2 separate regions of the Homo sapiens genome follow, and region 1 is linked to region 2. The links are chromatin loops, found by intact Hi-C in ENCODE. Cell type or tissue: IMR-90. All regions are shown on one strand. Links, peaks and the distances in the headings refer to the core of each region. The heading gives the core; the rest is flanking DNA.

What was found. Peaks named below come from ENCODE experiments on the same cell type or tissue, not always from the same donor. Only the 100,000 strongest peaks of a DNase experiment are listed, where the experiment ranks them.
Region 1: it touches region 2 in a loop (2.8-fold over the local background); 1 of 110 quality-filtered maps calls a loop at or near these places.

What each region holds. Positions count from the first base shown.
Region 1 is chr6:140,378,428-140,381,254 of GRCh38, forward strand. No RefSeq gene overlaps it. Among named protein-coding and RNA genes, the nearest start is that of MIR3668, 170 kb to the left of the region's middle. In IMR-90, for the core only: no CTCF peak of the experiment used is centred there; a DNase peak (open chromatin) is centred at 1,694; H3K27ac peaks cover 964 bases.
Region 2 is chr6:140,537,989-140,540,815 of GRCh38, forward strand. LOC105378027 (a long non-coding RNA gene) reads left to right here and starts at 502. Exons shown (of 8, transcript XR_001744387.3): 1 at 502-1,314. In IMR-90, for the core only: a CTCF peak has its summit at 1,136; no DNase peak of the experiment used is centred there; H3K27ac peaks cover 1,993 bases.

The sequences.
Region 1 (2,827 bases), core at 256-2,755, 160 kb before region 2:
GTTACAAAGTTATAACTTTAAAATCTAGTTTACTTTGTATAAATTTATTATCTCATTTAAAAATATTCTAGGTCGCTTCAGTGTTCTCAGGCAGTGGTAAATGAGTTAATGATATATTTGCTTAAGAAGAATTTCCTGTTTTCTGTTTTGGATACTTTGCTTTTTTGCAGTTTGCCTCTAATTTTATGAGAAAGTTGCATGGGGAAAAATGTGACAGTATAAGGCTATGCACAAAAATACCTTTGGAATAAACTATCTATCTTTAAATAATTAAAATTTGTATTCAGGAAGCAAATATTTAAGAGGAGAGTCAAGCATAGTTTGTTTGAATTAATAAAAAGATCAATGCTTCTAGTCATAAAACCAGCAACACCCCCTCTGTTACTTCATTCATGTTTTCTTATTGACTGATCAAAATCAGCCAAGGAAATCTATTACAAATAATCTTGTGGTGAAGTTTTTGTCTTCTTAGGGTGGGAATTATAATTTGGCATTCATCTATTCGATTTTGGAATACCTCCCCTCCTGCCTGATATACCCAGAGATCAAATTCCTATATAAACTCTTAAAACCCCCTTATCCAGACACATGCTATTTCCTTGGCCTGGATTTTTCTTTCCTGCCCTGCTTTGCTTAAACATTCTTATTCTTTTTTTTTTCCTTCTGATCCCTACTGTAACATCAGCTTCTACATGACATCTTCAGAAGTTTTCTACCCTTAACCATGGCTCATTCCTCTCTGTTTCATGCTTCCTTGCCTTTCATATTTAGCTAAGTTATAGCCTTTAGGTATAACTAGTGAAAAATAATTTTTTGGTTTGAGAAGTAATACTTGTACAGGCTATTTTCTTCTCCATGAGTGAACTTTATATAGGAGCAGCCACACATATAGTATCAAATAAAGACAGATAAATCTGAATACTCCTTTTCTTCCTCTGCAAACCAATGGAATAGTAGAATAAAAATAGGAAGCTTTCAAGTCAAATAGGAGAGTTGAGATTTTCATTTTTGACCACCCTATGCACAATAGGGTAACGATGGCTGAGAAGGGGCAGGATGTGCTGTCCCTACAGCAATTGCTCTGAAGAAAGATGGAATCTGTTCATTAAGTGCATTAATAAGTAAGAGAACTTCCAACAACAGGGCTCAGAATGCAAAATAGCAGTAATGTGGCCAAAGATGAGACTTGTTGCTTTGACTTGCTTTGTTAAGAGGCCTTAATTAACTTTCCCTCTCCCCACAGAGTCTGACTCTCATTGGGAAAGTGATCAGGCAGGCAGAGCCCAGTCCATCTGCTTGTTTCAAGGGTGGCCAGAGGCGTACAGAAAAATTTGCATATTGAGGTTCTTTCTTCAAGTAACAATACCATTTTTTTAAAGTTACTCTTAAGGCCAAATATATTTACATTTTAAACCATCAGCAAAGAAATCTTCATACAAGCCATAATAAATTTTATGGCTTGTTCAAAGTTCTTCTACTTTAAAAGAAAGTCTAGTGATTAAAATAATAAAAAATATTTTATTTATTTTTTGGACTCAGGAGAATCTCAGAGGGAGAGGATACACCAAAAAACTTCATAGCAAAACACCTTCTTGTTCTTCATTTTAAAACTATTTACTTGGTCGTACATTTCCTTCTCTAACCCAGGAGCTCCTTGAGGTCAGTGGAATGGAATGAAAAACACATGGACTTTGCTACGACTTGACCATATGTTTAACTACTGGCTATGTGACCTTGGGCAAGTTATTTAACTTTTTGAGCTTTGTTTTTGTTTAATCTGTAAAACCTACTGGAAATTATTCTGCATGAGCTCCAACATATGAGACATATGGTACATATTTATGGAGTGAATTAATGTAATAATTAATTCATTAATGGTTCTCTGTATGAAAGGATTTACAATGCTATTTACTGGTATCTGTGTGATGGTGGTTATAAATAGACTATATTTAAATGTAAAATGTGCTTTATAGAATCATGAGATGATAAAGCTGAAGGTTTAAAGAAATAATTCCAGACCAATTAATCTCAATAGGGAAGGAAGGAAGGTATTTCAGAAACATCTGGTTCTATGCATGCTAGATTGTCTGAAGAGGGTTTTAGAATTTCATCACAAGTCATATTATATACTTATTTCTCTGCTAGTGTATTGCATTGCAATATTGTTAATCATTTCTCTCTAGTATCTATATCCAAGTTAAGAACCAATTTTCCAGCCAAATAACCCCATTTACAAAGCATGAGACTCAAGGTAGCATGGCGTTTTAGGGCCAGCATGGTCTAACACCAGGCCTTTGATACATAGTGCTTTCCAAACTTTATGGCTTAGGAAATGCCTGAGTTAGAAAGATGAGGCAAGATCACAGAAGGAGTTAAAATGGAATTGAGAAACAAAATGAAAAGAATGTATTACCTTTAGAAGTAAATTTTTTCTTATTTGAAATTAATGTCTGTGATTATTCAATGTTTAGTGAGCTAATGAGTCACAGGACAGAGGAATCATGATACACGGGGTAACTTTGAGTGTTTTGCAATTAGCTGGTGTCTGTAGGGTGATTAATTAAAAAAAAGTAGGACTAACTTTAAGCCAGGAAGATATGTTTGTAGACAGAGCATGTGGAAAGAGACTGACTTAAAAGGTGTACTGTTTGGAGCAAGGAAAGGTGGCTGTAAAGACAAATATTGTCAGAGTGCAAGACCTGTGGTTAAGTTCAGATGAGTGAACACATCGCTTTTGCAATCATAGGAAGGGAGAAGACTAAGCAGTTTTGTTTGAGAAAGAGAAAACAGAATTATTTGTGGAAAGTTTATGAAATAGAGTGAGAGC
Region 2 (2,827 bases), core at 73-2,572:
AGAGCAGATTCGCAGTGGCTGCACAGAGCACAGCTAAACAGCAGATTTAATGAGGTCGGAATTTCACACAATGCCTTATTCAAAGAATTCAGGCAGCAGGAGAGAAGTTGTGGTGAATTGCAGTTGCCCATGGCTTTGCATCAAGAAGCAAAACGTTTCTCCACAAATAGTTCATAAAAGTTCAAAAATAGATGCCAATTACATTCAGCTTTAAGATTCAGACATTTGTCAGGGAGGGGGACTTGTGTATTCACATTGTTAGAATTAAGGAAGTACGTTCATGAACCAAAAATACAGAGCTCTATTTACTCGTCTAAAGTCAGGAAGGATCAAAAGGGTTTCCTAATACATTTTGACATGCTGGAAGTTTTTCCTTTGTTTTCCCACTTTATGTTTTTGCAGTACCTACCACCTTATATTGCATTCTTTGCTTGTCTGTCTCCCCTACTTAACTTTAAAGTCCTTGAAGACAGGCATTTGGGGTGCCTTAAATACTTAATGAATAATTGCAGAGTGAATGTTGAACGAAAATGAATGTAACTCATTCACATACTCTATGCTAAATTGAGAAATAAAAAGCTCAGACATTTTCACTCCATCTTATTCCCTTAAGAAACATCAATGTAAGAATTCGACAGACTGCTAATCTCTTTGTGAAGCTAATGACCAGCTTTAATTTTGCAAATTAAATATCCAGTTTCCCTGCCTTTTTCCCCATTGAAAAATAGTCCTATGTTGGTCATTTATATAGCTCATTATTTTGGACCTGGGGATAAAGCTACAGTCAGAAAGCACACAGCCTCAGGTTCTATAATATTGGAATTAGGGGTGAGAACATTTTCCCTTTATGTAAGAACTCTGTGGCTCTGGGCATTTCTACATAATTATTGATCAACCTTGAACCATAGTTTCTCAAAAAGTCATATAAATGGGAGAGGATTGAGGTAGAAGTATGTGATATATAATTTATTATCTAAATTTGGACACTTTTGTCTGGAAAGAAAAAGAAGAAAAGTAAAGAAAAACTGCCAGGATGCTGGGACAAGAGGTGCACCACATCCTGCTGGGGAAAGCAAACCAGAACATCAGGTCATCCTGGGTAGACACAACCTGAGCCAGTGAGCAACACTGCCCCCATTCCAGCTGATTTCTAGTGTAATTTTCCATCATCTGCCTTTTTAAATGTAGAAAGTCTTGATTCAGGCTTGACTGGAAGTATTAAATGTCTACCTCACTTTTGATAGGAAGAAGATGATTTTTCACCTAGTGGAGTCATTGAACAGTGGTCTTCAAATTGGGATTATTTCCAAGAATGTGAGTACAGACAGTTTTAACAGACTTAATTAAAGCTCCTCACTTACCACAATTACTCTTTTTTAGCATGATATTGTTTGTTTTTTGTTTAAACCCCTTAAGCCCCTTTCCTTAATATAATAGCTATTTACAAAAAATAAAAATCACTCATTCATCTCATCAGATATTTCAAATTACTCTTGTTGCCTTCATTAAAATCCCCTAATCCCACTACAGAAATTTGTGTTTTTCCCTGTCTTATACATATTTCTGTTAAGAAAGGAGCAGGGAATAAAAAATGATGTATTTCTGTCCTTGTAGACTGTTCTTAAATCAGATACATGGTAGATTATTGGTGGTAGAATTGATAGCAAATCTGATTTTATGGCCTCCTCTGTGCCAAACTACTGTTTCCAAAGGATGAATTGCTTTTGAAAATGAATTGCTAACTATAGATGTATAGTTAGCCTAGGCGCAGTGGCTCATGCCTGTAATCCCAGCACTTTGGGAGGCCTAGGCAGGCGGATCACTTGAGGCCAGGAGTTCGAGACCATCCTGGCCAACATGGCGAAACCCTGTCTCCACTAAAAAAAATTATCCGGGCATGTGGCATGTGTCTGTGATCCCAGCTACTCAGGAAGCTGAGGTGGGAGAATCACTTGAACCCTGGAGGCAGAGGTTAAAGTGAGCCAAGATCGCACCACTGCACTCTAGCCTGGGCAATGAAGAGAGACTCTGTCTCAATTAAAAAAAAAAAAAAAAAAAAAAAGTATAGTTAGAGTAACGCAATGAGCTGTCAGAAATAATAAACTTTTTAAAATGGCTTTTATTCACATATTTAATGTAAGCAATTTTAAATGTTATTTTCAATTCCTTTTCCTTAAATCCATCATTAGGAGGAAACAAAAGAATCTACAAATTTCCAGCATAACACAGATTACTTACTCTAACTTTTTAAATAGTAACTAGAGTCTATTTAGTACATCAAATTTTTTGAATTATGATGTACAAAAGTTGCAGATGAACAATTATTTATTTTAGGTGCGATATGCCTTTATTTGACATTGTAGATAAGTCTTACTTTGTCAAATGCTACTTGAAGTATTTAATTATAGAAAATCATCTTACCTCATTATAATTATGTGTTGAAATATATTCTACTTCCTATCAACAAATGAAATTTTAATGGTAAATGTTGGATTAATTATTTTATAGTAGCATGTCCCATTCCTTCCTGTAAATATACAATTTTTAAAATCATTATGTCTAATTAAAGTAAGGGGGGTATTCTTATTTAATTTTTTCCAGAAACTGAATGTCAGAGTTGAACACATGCATGAAGATATTTTCTGAAAGATTAATATATTATCATGTGCTTATATTCTTAGTCTATAATTTTTGCTTTTTGCTTCATTAAATTATTCCATATTAAATAATGAGGTATTACATGAAATTTACCCAACTTAAAATTAATTATTTTAAGTTCACATCATTTTAATTTTATTGAACTAATTTTAATAATTTATTTTACTAC